Linked DNA regions of Mus musculus: region 2 is linked to region 1. A link is a loop called in an ENCODE intact Hi-C map of the cell type or tissue named here. Cell type or tissue: heart. All regions are shown on one strand.

What was found. Hi-C counts contacts between places; a loop is a spot of excess contacts. Peaks named below come from ENCODE experiments on the same cell type or tissue, not always from the same donor. Only the 100,000 strongest peaks of a DNase experiment are listed, where the experiment ranks them.
Region 2: a loop joins it to region 1, with 4 times the contacts of the local background. A loop is called at or near these places in 16 of 42 quality-filtered maps.

The regions. Positions count from the first base shown.
Region 1 is chr11:78,356,053-78,364,052 of GRCm38, forward strand. Foxn1 (forkhead box N1) reads right to left here. Exons shown (of 9, transcript NM_008238.2): 7 at 5,374-5,581; 8 at 4,725-5,216; 9 at 1,525-3,018. The coding sequence ends at 2,699. Among named protein-coding and RNA genes, the nearest start is that of Gm30367, 13 kb to the right of the region's middle. In heart, CTCF peaks have their summits at 2,474 and 4,624 (motif pointing right); DNase peaks (open chromatin) are centred at 4,189, 4,629 and 4,970; H3K4me3 peaks cover 1,255 bases; H3K27ac peaks cover 451 bases; H3K27me3 peaks cover 2,867 bases.
Region 2 is chr11:78,449,566-78,457,565 of GRCm38, forward strand. No RefSeq gene overlaps it. Among named protein-coding and RNA genes, the nearest start is that of Slc46a1, 12 kb to the right of the region's middle. In heart, CTCF peaks have their summits at 4,306 (motif pointing right) and 5,932 (motif pointing right); no DNase peak of the experiment used is centred here; H3K4me3 peaks cover 365 bases; H3K27me3 peaks cover 1,103 bases.

The sequences.
Region 1 (8,000 bases):
TTGGCAGACAACTGTATCCCTCTCCCAGTGAGGCAAACAGTTTGTTTTTTGGGGTGTGCCAGCTGGCCATGCCTCTCCCATGTCCTACCCTACCCCATCCCAGCTCCTTCCTAGAGCCTTAGGAGGGAGGTAGGCACTAATGTGGGGTGAGCTTCTGCTCTGGGATTCTTTGTAGAGCCCTGTAGGTGTTGGCTGGGCTCTGGGCCTGACCCCTAGACTAACTTAAGTCAAAGACCCACATGTGACTGATCTAGACTCATGTGTGTGCTTCTGGAGGGGGGAGCTATAGAGCTGCCCCTTACTCTTACAGTCACCGCTACCTATGGGGTGGGCTGGAAGGACTCCTGACCTTCCTGAGTTCATCTTCCACCAGCAGCAGCACAGGCAGCATCAAGTTATGCCCCATCTTGTCACCCATGGAACCCAGGGCCCCAAACAGACTTAGCATCTCTCCCAGGTAGTGACAAGAAGATACACCCTAGAAAGGGAAGTGGCCCTTTCTTTTCTTTAAAAGAAAGAAAGAAAGAAAGAAAGAAAGAAAGAAAGAAAGAAAGGAAGGAAGGAAGGAAGGAAGGAAGAAAGGAAGAAAGGAAGAAAGGAAGAAAGGAAGAAAGGAAGAAAGAAATGTATGCCTACATGAGAGTGCAGAGCCCTTAGAGGCCAGAGGGCAGAAGCATCAGGTCTCCTGGACCTGGAATTACAGAGGTTATAAGGTGCTGGGAATGGAACTCAGGCCCCCTGGAAGAGCAGTGAGTGCTCTTAACCACTGAGTCATCTCTCCAGCCACAACAGTGACCCTGTCTTGTGCGATTTGGGTCAGTCACGGCAGCATCGGACAGGTGTCAGAAGAAGAGTCATTGAAAGAAGTCAGCTCCTTTCTCTGGACAGCTAAGCCCAGATCCCCATTTTTCAAGTTCCTCTGAGAAGAGGCCTTGCCTGGCTGCTCACTCTGCTTGGTCTAGAGCAGTGGTTCTCAACCTTCCTAATGTTGTGACTCCCCCCCCACCCCACCCCCCATGTAGCTCCTCGTGCTGTGGTGACCCCTGACTGTAAAATTACTTCATTGCTATTTCATAATGGTAATTTTACTACTGTTATGAACCAAAATATAAATATCATCTGCTATGGAGTCTATGATATATGACTCATGTGAAAGGGCCATTTGATTTGGCCCAAAGGGGCTTCAACCCACAAGTTGAGGACCACTGGTCTAGATGCCTTACTAAGGTAGGAGAGATGCTCAGACAGTTAAGAGTGCTTGCTGCTCTGCTAGAGATCCTAAGTTTGGTTCCCAGCATCCACCCAGAGGCTCACAACTGCTTGTAACTCCAGCTCCAGGGAATCTGATGCCTTTTGGGGGGCAGCACACATATGCACAAACATACACAGCACACATTTTCCAATGCACACACACCCACTCCATATATATGATCTATCTATAGCTACATCTACATCTATATCTTTAGAGTCCTTGTAGACACCCTGCTTGGGGACTGAAGGTCCCAAAAAACGAAGGCTCAGTAGTTGCAACCATCAGGCGCTTACTTTATTGTTCCAGGACAGGGGACAATGGTAGATGACTGAGGGATCCGCCCACCCTCGTGTGAGCTTGGGGACAACCTATGGAGGTTCTGGTTGCCCTCAGGCCCTGGGAAAGCTGGGGATCCCATTTGGTGGGTCATGGTGGGCATCTGAGTCACAGCTCAGCTCCACGGACATTCTGCCGGCTCCCTGGGAGCCCCAAGTCTGCTATGCAGGTGTGTGTATGTGTGTGTGTGTGTGGGGGGGTATCACACACACACACACACACACACACACACACATCATCCTGTAGCGGGTTGCAAACCCTAGTTACTCAGGATGCTTAAGACAGTTGACCGCATCCAATAGGCTGGGGCTTGAACTATATGAACCTCTCATTGAGAAAGAGTGAGACTTGGCAACCTGAAGGGGGCCTTTCCTGTGGCTGAGACTAAGAGAGGGGGTTCAAGTTTCTGAGGACAAGTTTTTTTTTTTTTTTCCAAACATGTTGTGTTGGATTTGGGCTCAGTTTGGTCCCAGGGTAGATGCTGCCCCTTCTGTGTGTCACCTTGGAGATGGCCAACCAGAGTATATACTGAAGATGTATAGATAAATTCTATGAAGTAGTTGTCTCCCTAAGGGGTTCACAGGTCATACGGGAGGAGCCCCTGTAGGCTTTAAGGGTGTAAGATGGGAGAATAAATAGAGATTTCTGGGAGAGGGCCAAGTCTGTAGAGCACATGGGGATTGGGATGAGGTTTGGAGGGGTGATCTTTGACCTGTCACACTGGCCCTGAGCTTTGCTAACTAAAGCTTTTAGCTCTCAGCTGCCCCAGAAATCAAATCAGACTCTGTGACCCAAGGCTTCCTCTGAGTGTAAGGCACATGATGAGCAGGTGTGTAGAGCTTGAGTTCACGCTCGAGAGCTGAAGTTCGAGTGAGCTGGCGCTAGGGGGCGCGCTGTTGCTTCTTTTCCGACACTTTCCTTGCTGGGGGCCCCGTGTGAGATGCGGGTCCACCAGGTAGCATCCTAGATGGATGCCCCCAACTTCTGGCTAACAAATAAGTTGGCTGAGTGGCATAGGAGACAGGTAGTGTTTTCCTTCTTTGACCTTTAAGGTGAGCCCAATATGGGGCAGCCAGCTAGGCAAAGGCCGCAGCTGATGTTGGGCATAGCTCAAGCCAGAGCCAATGGCTTTGAGCCGGGACTGAGGTACACGGCAGGGCCGGCAGCTGCTGAGGAGGGCGTGGACTCCAGTTCCACAAAGGCGGAGTAGAGAGTGCTGAGGTGCATGTCTCCCAGAGCACCGGAGCCGCCGCTGCCTGGAGGTGCCAGTTCACCTGCCTCATTGCCTGTTTCTGCCAGACAAGGCCCTGGGGGGAAGCAATGGGCTGCTGGTGGGGGTGGCAACATGGAGGATGACGTCGGCGACGAGGTCACCAATACGAGGGGGTCCAGGGCCAAGCTGTCATCCTTCAGCTGCTCCCACAGATTTCCTAGTCGGGGAGAGGGAAGAAGCCTCATCATTGGCAGGCCATAGAGAGTTAAGCCCAGTCTGTCTCCCACCCAAGTACCTCAGAAGCCTCAGAGAACAGGAGTCTGGTGATGCGGACTGGAAGCCTATCTTGGCATCCACTCTGGGACCTCAAGTAATCACTGAACTTTTTTTTTTTTTTCCTGAGCCTCAGAGTCCAGCTCCGAGCTCCAAGGTAGCACGGTGTAAAAGCCATAGATGCAGGCGACCCCTATGAAAGGGTCATCAGACTTTCCATCGGGGTCGCGACCCAGAGGTTGAGAACCACTGCCATAGTTGCAGGTAACCTCTGGGCCTCTTCGAGAAGAACAGGGTACTAGATTAAGGTTAAGGATTTGCCCATTTGAAGGTTGTTGCAAAGCTCTTCTTGGAAGCGGCCTAGAGGCCCCCCTGAACCTCTTCACTCAGGCTTCTGCCTTGGTTCCCAAAGGTTGATTTGCCGCCTACAGTCTTCCCACAGTGCACCACCGAACTTGATGAGGTACACAGGTCTGGCTCCCTAGACCCTCCTCCCCGCCCCCTCACAGGACCCAAGGTACAGGGATAGAACCAGAAAGGACACTTGACTCTGAGGAACAAACAGTGCTGTCACTGAGTTCCTCCTAGGGTCGTGTGACCTGCCGCGTGGCAGGCCAGTGACTGGAGTCGCTGCCTGGAACATCATCACCGCAGGGTGGAGAAAGAGACCTGACAACGCTGGCTGCTCTTGGCCACCTGGGTTCAACTCCTTCTTTCTGGCCCAGCGACCTTGAGTGGATGTATCTCTCTGTATAGTATTGTTTGCTAGGTCCAGATGGGAAGAACATATGTAAAGCTGTTTGCAAGATGCCTGGTACTCAGTAGGAGCTTGAGTGGGTATTAATTAAGGGTTTTGTGATGCTGGGGTATTGACCCTAACTAAGGATTGGTGCATGCTAGGCAAACGCTTTACCCCCTACCCACATCTCTAGCCTTCTGATAGAATTTATAGTATCCCACGTCCACATAGCCTCCTCTGCAGCCGCCTGTTCTCTGCAGCCGCAGCAGGTCTGGAATGAAGGTCTATGTGAAGTTTATTTCTAACAGTCTAAGGTATAGATCAACAGCCTCCTCCAAAAAGGCTTGCTCGGTACACTACAGTTCAAACGGGAAGGGGCGGGGCTTAGAAGGGTAGAGGGTGGGGCTTGGCTGCCTGTAGGATGGAGCGGGCAAGATGGAGGAGAATGTAAAGATTCACCTCTCTGGGCTTGTACCCTCAAATCTCTCTAGGACATGCTTAGCTCTGAGGTCTTCCATTCCATAGAAAGTCTGTCTCCTGAAGTGAAAGCTAAATTCTGATAAAACGCAAATGATTTTGGAACGTTTAGCCTCCCAGTCCCTCACAGTCAAGTACACCAATGGAACTTCCGGCTTTTCCCAGCTTTGTCAGATGAGCGGTTTGATGATGAAGCCATCTGGTACATGATCAGAGTACCAGGAGGGGGGAGATGGGGGAAAGAGCCTTTTAGCTCATGATCTGGAGGGCAGGGAGCAAATGCGAATTTAACATTCCTAGTCATCCGCCTCAGGTGACAAGAAACTCAGGAGCCAGCAGGTGGCAGCCTAGAGACATGAAGAGGCTAGGCCACGCAGCCAAGAGCACCTCTCTAGTCCTGTCCCACCCTTCCCAGCTCCCAGCTCCCAGCTCACCCTGGAAGTCGAAGTCAGTGAGAGAAGGGTTGATAGCATCCAGGTCAGTCCCAAGGTCTCCATCTGGCAGTAGAGTATCGTGCATGGTCCTGGCTGAGGAAGGCTCAGCCATCAGCTTGGCACCGTGGCTGGGTGGTGTGTGGGCAGGTAGAGGTGAGTCCTGGGGGGTGCCTGGCTGGGCCTGCAGCTCAAGATGCCCATCTGGCTGTGGGAACAATGGCTGCTGGTGTCCAGAAGGGGCCAGGCTGGGGGAAAGGTGTGGGTAGGTCTGCCCATAGCAGGAGGGAGCATGGCCACCCAGTAGGTCCTGCAGGGGGTTCTTGCCAGGCATGGGGCCTGGAGCTGGATGCATTGGGTGCAGAGGCTGGGAAAGACCAGCTGATGGTGCCATGGGCCGGATGGGACCTGGGCCTGCCAGCCCAGGGGGTGGACAGCCCAGCAGCGGAGAGCCCAGTTTTTCCCTTTTGTCTCCAATGAGGCTGTCCAGCTCTTCTGCAAAGGCCCAAAAGAAAACACCATGAGGCCTCTCTCCTTTGTAGCCTCCCAGCCCAGACCCCCCTCCCTGTATCCCTCTCTCCCCAGGCTCTGCTCTTCTTCATTCTGGTACCCAGGTCCCTTGGCCTTTCTCACACAGGCCTGACAGCCTCACCTGGTTTGGCCATGCTTTTGCGCACAGCAATGGGGTCTTTCCTCTTCCACTTCTGCAGTTCTTCCTGCATCTTGTCGATTTTGGAAGGATTGAGGGCCCACAGACAGCCCTTTCGAGAGGAACTTCCGGATTTATTCTCCACCTTCTCAAAGCACTTGTTGAGGGACAGGTTATGGCGAACAGAATTCTTCCAGCCATCAGGAGCAGTCTACCAGAGCAGAACAAGAATCCAGGTTGGGTTCAGGCGGCAAGAAATGGCTCTAGGTCTGGGGATTCTAGAACATTCCTTCGCCAATTCTATACATAGGGTCTCTACACACTCTGGCTTGATGTATTCAGCTCCAAAAGCATTCGTAGAACCCTTTAGTGGGCAGAATCGTTGATCCTAAGTTAGTTTTTGTTTTTTGGTTTGTTTGGTTTGGTTTGGTTTGGTTTGGTTTTTCGAGACAGGGTTTCTCTGTATAGCCCTGGCTGTCCTGGAACTCACTCTGTAGACCAGGCTGACCTCGAACTCAGAAATCCACCAGCCTCTGCCTCCCAAGTGCTGGGATTAAAGGCGTGCACCACCACTGCCTGGCCTAAGTTAGTTTTTTTTTAGCTAAAATCTAAAAGCTGCTGTTACCCTACCTAGCTCTTAGTCTAGACCCTTCAGAGGATGTGACCCTTTGTATATTTATTATGCACTTTATGTGTACATGTGGGTGCCTGTATGTCTGTCTATGCACCACATGCATACAGGAGTCTGTCAAAGAGGGCACTGAATCTCCTGGAACTGGAGTTATAGATAGTTTGTAAACCACCATGTGGGGCTGGGAACTGAATTCAAGTCCTCTGCAAGAGCAGCCAGTGTTCTTAACCACCACCTCACTGCTTTTATTGTTTTTGTTTGCTTGTTTGCTTGTTTGTTTGTTTTTGTTTGCTTGTTTGTTTGTTTTGGGGGTTCTTTTTTGAGACAAGGTTTCTCTGTATAGTCCTGGCTGTCCTAGAACTCACTTTGTGGACCAGACTGACCTCAAGTTCAGAGATCCCCCTGCCTTCTGCCTCCCGAGTGCTGGGATTAAAGGTGTGCACCCCCCCCCCAGCTCTCTCCGATATTTGTTAGCCACCACTCCTTTTGGAGATGGGACCTCACTTGTAGTCCAGGCTCACAGTAAGATGCTCAGAGTCTCTTGGGTGCTGAGATTGCAGCAGGCATAAGTCACAATGTCCAACTTGTGATCTTTCTTTAAGGGACAACTGGTAAATGCCATTGAGGCCCCTGGTCTATTTCCCCACTGAAGCAGGATATGCTCACTGGGCCTTCTGGCCTATGTGTCCCCTTGTAGAAAGGGGAAGATCGCCATTTTAAAGTCTTTGGGGACAGCTTTAAAGGGAGAACAGCATAATGCGTTTCCTCTGGGTCCACCTCATCCCTCCAGAGCAAGCTGGGCAGAAAAGGGTTGGTGAACAGGTGGGAGTTAGCACACCTGCTGCCTCTATGTTTGATGGCAGATGCGGTGTTGGTAGAGGCTGGGGTAGTCGTATGTGACTGAATATTCACCAGATCCTTCGACATCTCTCGGTGGGAGTGGCGTCTCCTACCATAGGTCTCTGAACTCCTGAGTGAGGATGGCTATGTGTGAGAAAGTATCTCAGAGTACGTGTGTACCCATGATTGAGTGTGTGGGTGTGAGTTCGCATGAGTGTGCCCTGGAGGTGTGCCCTGGTGGGGAGGCCAGCCCTCAGGCAGGGGGTGCTCGTGCCAACAGAATAAACACCCATTAGGAGGCCCGGTCATGCCACCAGTGCAGTAATTGTGCCCAAGGAGGGTTGTAAAAACCATTAAGCTGACTCAGTTGGGTGAGAGGCGGTGGCAGGGATGGTGGTGGAGGGGCATGGGCCTCCTGTCCCCCACATCTGGCTCAGTTGACCACCCTGAGCCCGACGAGGGCTGGCGGTGGGTAGAGCTACCTCTCCAGTTGATGATACTTCCTTACACCCTGGCTCCTCTCGCTTTCAGCCCCTCTTTCTGGTTAATGAGAGATGGCCACGCCCTCCTCCCTAGCTCCCTTGCCCCAGGGTGCAGCCAAGCTGAATCACGCCTAGCAGAACCGGGCCCTGGGTCCTGATGCCAGTCTCACTAGAGTTGCTGGCAGCAGCTGCCGGAGCCTTTCTTGGGGACAGCTAACCCATCATGGGGCTGGTCCTGATGACCCCAAGGTTCATCAGGGGTTACCAGCGAGCATCTTGAGCTGCTGGACCTTCTTAAGCTCCCACAGCTGACTCTACTAAGAACCAAAGCTCCATCACCCCAGAGCAGACTTAATGGGCACCGGGAACTTTTATGGTCCCATAAATGTGTGACTTCGGATGCCAGGGCAGCCCCCACCGCAGCCACTTCCTGTTTGGAAGAGGGATGGTCAGCATTAACAATTATGCATGGTGGCTGGACACTTCCTCAGCCCCTGACTCATGGAACTATGGGACGCCCACAGTAGCTGCCTTGGGTGTGAGTACTGACCACTTCAGAGTCCACTCTGTCTTTGCCCTAAAAAATGACTTCCAAATAAGGACTGAGAGGTTTAGAGCCTTGGAACTCTCTCTTTGGAGAGGTTCGAAGAGAACCTGTTGGCTTAGAAGGAATCTAG
Region 2 (8,000 bases), 94 kb after region 1:
TTGATCTGTGTAGGGACAAAGAGGTCTCTGTACTCATAGACCAGGGGAACCTGGAATGTTAGGCACGCAGGGTTGTCCTTTCAAGAGAAGGAATGCAAAGCCTGTTCTCCTTCCAGAGGCTGGAGTGCAAATTGTCTTTGTTTGCTTTTTTATTGTTGTTTTAAAGATTTATTTTATGTTTATGAGTCCACTGTAGCTGTCTTCAGGCACACCAGAAGAGGGCATCGGATCCCATTACAGATGGTTGTGAGCACCATGTAGTTGGACCTTTGGAAGAACAGTCAGTGCTCTTAACCACTGAGCCATGTTTCCCTGTGTAGCTTGGTTGTCCTGGAACTCACAGAGATCCACCTGCCTCTGCCTTCTGAGTGCTGGAATTAGAGGGGTGCACCACCATCGGCCAGCTGGAGGTTGTCTTTTCTAGTCTGGTGAATTCTGCACTATCTGTGTGCCACAGATTTTCCAACACCGATAAAAAAAAGTTTTCCCCAGTTAATCTAAAGAATCTATTTTTATAGACTTGAAATATAATTTCAATGTCATCATGTCTGATCCGTATGTAGCTTACTTTGTTCCTCGAAGAGATTTATGTGTGCTTTGTTGTGGAGACGGATTTGAGGTAATTATCACCAGAATAACTTTCGCTAAGTTGTGCTTTGCTTAAATATGCCTGAAATAAACAGAGTCAGACGCCCACGGTTTGAACCGACACTGGCTCCTGAGTTGTGCTGAGCAGGACTGCCTCCTTGTCTATCTCTGCTGTTGTCACTCCACTGGCCAAGAAGGTTGCAGAGACCTTACAGGTCTGCCTTTGGTGCCCTATCTGGGCTGGGTAGACGTCTGTCTCCCCAGGAAAAGTTAACAGAGTGACAGAGAGTGGGTTTCCTGGGGAAGGGGGTCTCGGAGGGACACTGGTATGTGGAATAGGAAGATGTTGCAATGCTGGTGGGGAGATCAGCTTTCAAGCAGGGAGCTGTGACAGGTGTCAGACTCTGTGCAGTGTGGTCATGCTCCCCAAAGTGTAATGGTGCCAGGGGCAGGGCAGGGCAGGAAGAGCCTTGGGTGTTATAATAAAGTGCTACTGAAAGTCTTTTTTTAAGATTTATTTATTTTATGTATGTGAGTACACTGTAGCTGTCTTCAGACACACCAGAAGAGGCCATCAGATCTCTCATTACAGATGGTTATAAGCTACCATATGGTTGCTGGGAATTGGACTCAGGACCTCTGGAAGAGCAGCCAGTGCTCTTAAGTGTAGAGCTATCTCTCTAGCCCCTACTGAAGTCTTTTAAAAGGAAGTGTCAAAATGAGATTCCTCAAGAATATGGCGACACACACAGCAGTTGGGAGCAGAGAGAGGATTTAGAGTTTAAAGCCAGCCTGGGCTACACAACAAAACCCTGCCTCAGAAAAACAAAACCTGGGGCTGGAGAGATGGTTCAGTGCTCTTCCAGAAGATGAGAGTTAAGTTCTCAACACCCTTGTTACAGTCTGAACCCTAGCAGCCTCAGGGGACCCAACACCCTCTCTTGGCCTCCAAGGGCACACACATAATACAATTAAATATACACAAACACAGGTGAAGGGGCACGTTCTACATTGTGGCAGAGAAAGGTTTGGAAGCAGAGCAAGATGAGACTTTGGGAGACCTGCCAATCAACTGGAGGACTCAGGCAAAGTGGGGGTCTGGGCTGGCTGAGTGACAGTGGGGTCCAGGAAAGGATGGATGAGAAGTGCATCAAGTAGAAGGAAGGGTGTATTAGTCAGGGTTCTCTAGAGTCACAGAACATATGGAATGTCTTTCTATACTGAGGGAATTTATTATGATGATGTGATGTACAGTCTGTAGTCCAACTTCCCAGCAATGGCCAGCTGTGAATTGGAAGTCCAAGAATCTAGTATTTTCTCAGTCCCACAAGGCTAGTTGTTTCTGCTGGTCTTCTCTAGAAGTAGATTTCAACAGATGGGCTGGAAAAGTAAATGCAAGAAGAGCAAATCTTCCTTCTTCCAATGTCCTTATGTAGGTCTCCAGCAGAAGGTGTGGCCCAGATTAAAGGTGTGTACCACCATGCAGGATCTGGAACTTGTCCCAGGCTAACCTTGAACTCAGAGATCTCCTTGCCTTAGTCTTCTGTGATTAAAGTATACTACCTTGCCTGGGCCTAAGCTTTTCATGGCCACTATGCCTCAAGATCTCCATGCCAAGATCCAGGTCAGGAACTTGTGTCTTCCAGCCTCAAGATCTGGATCACAGGTGAGCCCTCCCGCTCTGGATTGTAGTTCATCCCAGATATTGTCAAGTTGACAACCAGGAATAGCCATTATAAAGGGGTAAGGAGAGGAATGGGGGAGGTGTTCTCTACCACTAGACTCAGACATTTGATAGAGGTGGGCAACTAGTATTCCTTTAAAAAAAAAAAGCTATCTCAGTCATTATATCCCCACCATGGGCAAGCTTCGCAGTCCTCAAACCCCAAACACCACTTTGTTACCACACTCACATTGTCTGTTTTTCGGAGGCCGACACACAACAGCCAAACTCATAAGGGATTGATGGGCCCAATACCAAGATGCTAACTCCAATTAGGGAATCAAGGTGGGTGTATGCCAGTCAACAGGCCCCATCTCCCACTCATCTGTGATGAAACTCCATTTTGTGCTGACACCCATCTTGGTACCCATTAGCCACTTGTCTCTGACTCCATTCCTTGGAAGAGAAGTTCAGCGATCTCCGCCCAGAAATGTACAGCCTTCAGCCATGACCATCTACCTGTTGTGATATGAGTAACTGCTTTTTGGCTTCTGTAACCTGCTTGTGCAGACATTCAAGGACTGTTTTGAGGTCGCCTTGACTACCTGATCTTGGCCGAGCAGAACAGCCTCAGCTTGCTTTTGCAGATTCGCAGCCTCTCCTTGTGGCTCTTGCCTTTAAAAGTCCATCCCTTCCCCTCACTTCAAGCAGCAATCTCAAGTTTGGCTCAGAGATTGTTGTCCTGCTAGCAGTAATCAACAAACCCTTTAGTTACAATTGCATTGAGTCTGAGTTCTTCCTTTGATGGTCTTGAACGCCACAACATTCAAGCTGCCCAGAGACTACAAGCAGAGCCACTGGTGATGGTCCAGGTGAGGGCCCAAGGACCTTTATGAAGATAGTGACAATTCCCTCGTAAGGACCCTCTTGCTCACTTGACATGTGTGAAGTGGAGCTGCCTGCCTGATGACACGCCGTTCACTATGCTGTGGATAACTTAGGGAATCCCTCCTCCCTTTCATCCTCACTTCCTGCCTGCCTCCCGTTCTGAGTTGCTCTGTTCAGCTGTCAGTTCGAGCTGTAGGCTGTGTGCTTCTACTGTTGCATGCAGTAGAAGTCTAGGACACATATAAATGTTTATGAGTATTGGCCAATATATACGCCACTTTTGGGTGTGTATGTGTGTACACCTGCATGTGGAGGCCTTTGATTGGTCTCCACAGTATTTTTTCCTCACACTGAACCTGGAACTCACCAGTTCAGCTAGACTGTCAAGCTAGCAAGCCACTGGGATACTCCTGTCTGTCTTCCTAGTGCTGGGATTTCGGGCAAAGGCTCATTAGCTATTAGCCATTGTACTTATTGCATTCGGGCCACCAGCATCTCTCTCATTAATTTTCCTAACATGGCTCTTGAAGTTTTCTAAACACACACACACATGAGAAGCAATAGGGGTGAGTGCGGCTGTTTAGGGTCTCTGTCATTCGGGGCTGTCAGGGAGGCTCTTACAACACCACAGCCATTGTCCCAGGTCTGTTTGGGTCCACAGTGGAGAGGGAACCTTGTAAGCCACAGTGGGCACATTTGAAGGAGATATTGGGAAGCTAGCTAACCCTACACATAGAAAGCAAAGAGTAGACATTTCTTTAAAAGACTTTAAAATTACATTCATTGGGGATGTGTGTGTGTTCACTGACTAGTTTTATGCTAACTTACTGCAGGTGTAAAGGGGTAGAGGGTCATCCTTGGGAGTCAGTTTTCCTTCTCCATCAAATGGGTCCTGGAGATTGAATCAGGATGTCAGCAAGGACCTTTACCCAGTGAGCCATGCACCAGTCTCCAAATATACGTTTACAAAGATGAAAGCTGTATGAACACCTTCCATCTCAGAATTCACTGAGTTCCAGGCTGGTTAGGGCTGTATGGTGAGGTCCTGCCTCAAAAAAATTTTTTTAAAGTTTTTTTTAATTATTCTTTTGTTTTTAAAAATAATTTCTTAAAGCTTTATTCTGCCTGCATGTATGCCTGCTTGCCAGAAGAGGGCACCAGATCTCGTTTTAGATGGTTGTGCGCCACCATGTGGTTGGTTGCTGGGAACTGAATTCAGGACCTCTGGAAGAGTAGTCAGTGCTCTTAACTGCTGAGTTCTCTCTCCAGCCCAATAAAAATAATTAAAAAGAAAAATCAATTATATATTTTGTTTTACTTATTTATTTATTTAGAGACAATCTCATTCCGTTACGCAGCCTAGCCTCCAATTCACGCCAGTCTTCCTGCCTCAGCCTCTCCAACGCTGAGATTATAGGATGCACCACTACGCTCATCAACTGTACTTTTTCATGTGGGTTTTGTTTGCTTGTTTGTTTGTTTGTTTGTTTTGTATTTTTGAGTCTTGGTCTCACTATGTAGACCAGGCTGGCCTGGCCGGGAACCAACAGATATCTGCTAGCTCTAGCCTTCCTCCTGAGTACTAAGACTAAATGCATGATCCACCCATGCCCAGCAACTATATATTTTGAAAACAAGAGAAATTACACACGCACACACACCTGGAAAACTCTAAGGCACATTCAGAAGGAAAGAGTCAGAGCTGGCTTTCTGCTGTTAATTCTTTGAACAGGATGTGATGTAATGCGCTCTGATTGTTGGACTCAGCCACCTCTCTCTGAGCATGCGCAGTTGTAGCTGCTAGTTCATTGGGTTGTACAGGTTCTGTAAGAGACATGGGCAGGAATGCAGACAGACGTGGGCAGGGGAGCTGGCAGCCACCAGCCACGGTATGGGAATCCTGTCCCAGTGCCCTGTCCTCGTGTTCCAGTGTGTCTCAGCCGGCCTGAGTGACTGTCCTGTGCTCCAGGTGGGCACTTGCAACTCACCCATCGCCATATATCCTCCCAGTTCTCCCTGTCTAAGACCCATCATCAATGTGCAGGACGATTGTTCCTAAATGTTCCTTAACGTATCCCCTTCCTTCACTGTCTATACCCCGTCACCCTGGCCTGAGCCCTGAGAACTCACCTGGGACCTAACCCAGAGCTTTCGGGTGCCTGGACAATTGTATTGGGGAAGGGGGGCGGGGCGGTCATACACAATATTGGATTTCATAAGGACATTTTCTTTCTCTCCCTCCTTTCCTCTCTCCCTCACCCCCGTCCTCCCTCTCTTCCGCCTTCTCTCTTCTTCCTTCCTTTCCTCTTCCTTTCTTTCGGGACAAGGTCTCTTGTAGTACAGGTAATCCTTGACTCACTGTGTGTCCAAGGATGGCCTTGATCTCTGATCTTGCCTCCACCTCCTGAGTGCTGGGACTGCAAGCGTGAGCCATCATGTCTGGTTTTATTAGATGCAGAAAATTGCATCCAGGACTTTGGAATACGCCAAACAAGCATGCTTCCAGCCCTTCTCAAGGATATTTTCTTTGCTTTCTTTATGTTGTTGTTTTTGTTATTTGTTTTGTTTTTCAAGATAGGGTTTCCCCTGTGTACCTCTGGCTGTCCCAGAACCCACTATGTAGACCAGGCTGGCCTCAGACTCAGACATATGCCTGCCTCTGCTTCCCGAGTGCTGAGCCTGTGCCACCACCACCCGGCTGTTAATAATAATGTTTCTCATTTTATTTTATGTGTCTTGAGTATTTTGCCTGCCTGTATTTGCACCATGTACATGCAATGCCCTCAAAGGCCATGAGAGGGCATCAGATACCCTCGGGCTGGAATTACAACCAGCTGTGAACTATCATTCTGGAGCTGAGTCTTGAATCCAAGTCCTCTAGAAGAGCAGCCAGTGCTCTTTATCCCTTTGCCATCTCTCCAGCCCACGAGGCAAGTGGGCTCCCAGGCAAGTGTGATCTCCCATCTTTAATGGGAGCATATCAGCACCAGTCAACTCCGGTGCTCCCCACTCCCCGTCCACCCTACCCCCTCCCATCCAGGAGTATGTAAAGACAGCACTTATCAGCCAAAGGTCAAGTAACACATAGAAAAGCTTTTAAAAGGGGGGTGGGGTGGCGTGGAGGGGTGGCTTAACAGCTTAGGGTTGCGAGTGCCTCCTGCTTTTGCAGAGGACGTGAGCTCAGGCCCCAGCTCCCACATCTGACAGCTTATCCCCATCACTCCAGCTCTGAGGGGCCCCGGGACCTCTAGCCCCCTCAGGAGCACAAACCCAGAAGCAGACAAACACATACATATCATTTTTTAAAATCTAAAACAAACAAACAAACAAACACAAAAGAAAAGCCAAAAGAAAAGACACCGGGAACACCTGGGCATGCTGTCCCAGATGAGCTCCTGAGAGCTGCATGTTTACAAAGTGGCCAGCCATATTCGGGGCTGTAGAGGGAGCTGAGACCTAGATAGACTGTCGGAAGGAGGACACACCTGCAGGTGTCCACTCAACAGCCGGCTTGTGTCCTTTGCCTTCCTGACACCTCTGGCTGGGTCTCAGCCTCAGCTATGCATCCTATGGTGGCTTAGGTTAGGCTTGCTTGTCCCTCCATACCCCTCCTGCCTCTGACAGAGGTGCTGAGCTCAGCCTAGGCTGGGTTGTAGCTTGCCTGCTGGACTCTCTAAGGGTGACCTTATGTGGGAGTGGGGGTGGGAATCTTTAACTCTATCATCTAATTTCTGTTCCTCCCTGCCCTCAGCACGTCCGTGAAGCTTCCGCCATGTTCTCTGGGCACAGCTGACAGGAGCCCCTCCATCAGAACACAGCCTCTCCAACTATCACAAACAAAACTAGTTTCCAAAGACATCTTATTTCCTTGCGCTATAAAGTATAGTGGCATCAGAATTCCTGGCCTGGACACCAGCATGTTCTTTGGAGCTAATACAAGTGACTTATATTGGGGGGTGGGGGTGGAAGGGTGATTCTTAGACCCTTGGAAGAGCAGTTTGGTATATTGACAAAGCTCTGTGTGGACCATGAGATCCTGAAGAATCTATTTCCAGATTTGACTCAGCTCAGGGAAGGGGAGGTAACCATGGCAGTAGGTATTCCTTATATGAGTGGAAGCCAGTGGTGAAGAGAGGGCACAGCCCCTTCCAAGCATCTGCCACTATTGCTTGGTTGATGTTACCACAATTTCTGAGTTTTCAAGAGACCTTCCAAGGCTGTGTGTTTTAAAGAACTTAAAAACAACAAACAAACAAACAAACAAAGCAAGGTAGTGCACTCCTTAGTCCCAGTACTTGGGAAGCAGAAAGCCAGCCTGGTCTACATAGTTCCAGGACAGTCATGGTTATGTAGAGACACCCTGTCTTAAAAACAGAACAGAACAGAACAAAACCAATAACAACAACAACAAAACCACAGATCACTTTTTTTTTTTTTTTTTTTTGGTTTTTTGAGACAGGGTTTCTCTGTATAGCCCTGGCTGTCCTGGAACTCATTCTGTAGACCAGGCTGGCCTCGAACTCAGAGATCCACCTGCCTCTGCCTCCCGAGTGCTGGGATCAAAGGCGTGCGCCACCACGCCCGGCTCCAGATCACTTTTAATTATTTACTTATTTATGTATTGGGGGTGGGTCTAAAGCACAATACGGTGACATCTTCAGAAGGGTAAAAACAAAAAACAGAAACAAAAAAACAAAAACAGCTGCTGACTTAGAACTTGGTACCCAGCAAAGCCACCCTTTGAAGCAAAAGGTAAAAGAAAACCATTTCAGACAAACAGAAGTCAAGAGGATGCTGTGCCAGAAGGATTACTCTACAAGGTAAATGGAAAGGAATTCCTTCCTTGTCCCTCCAGGAGGGG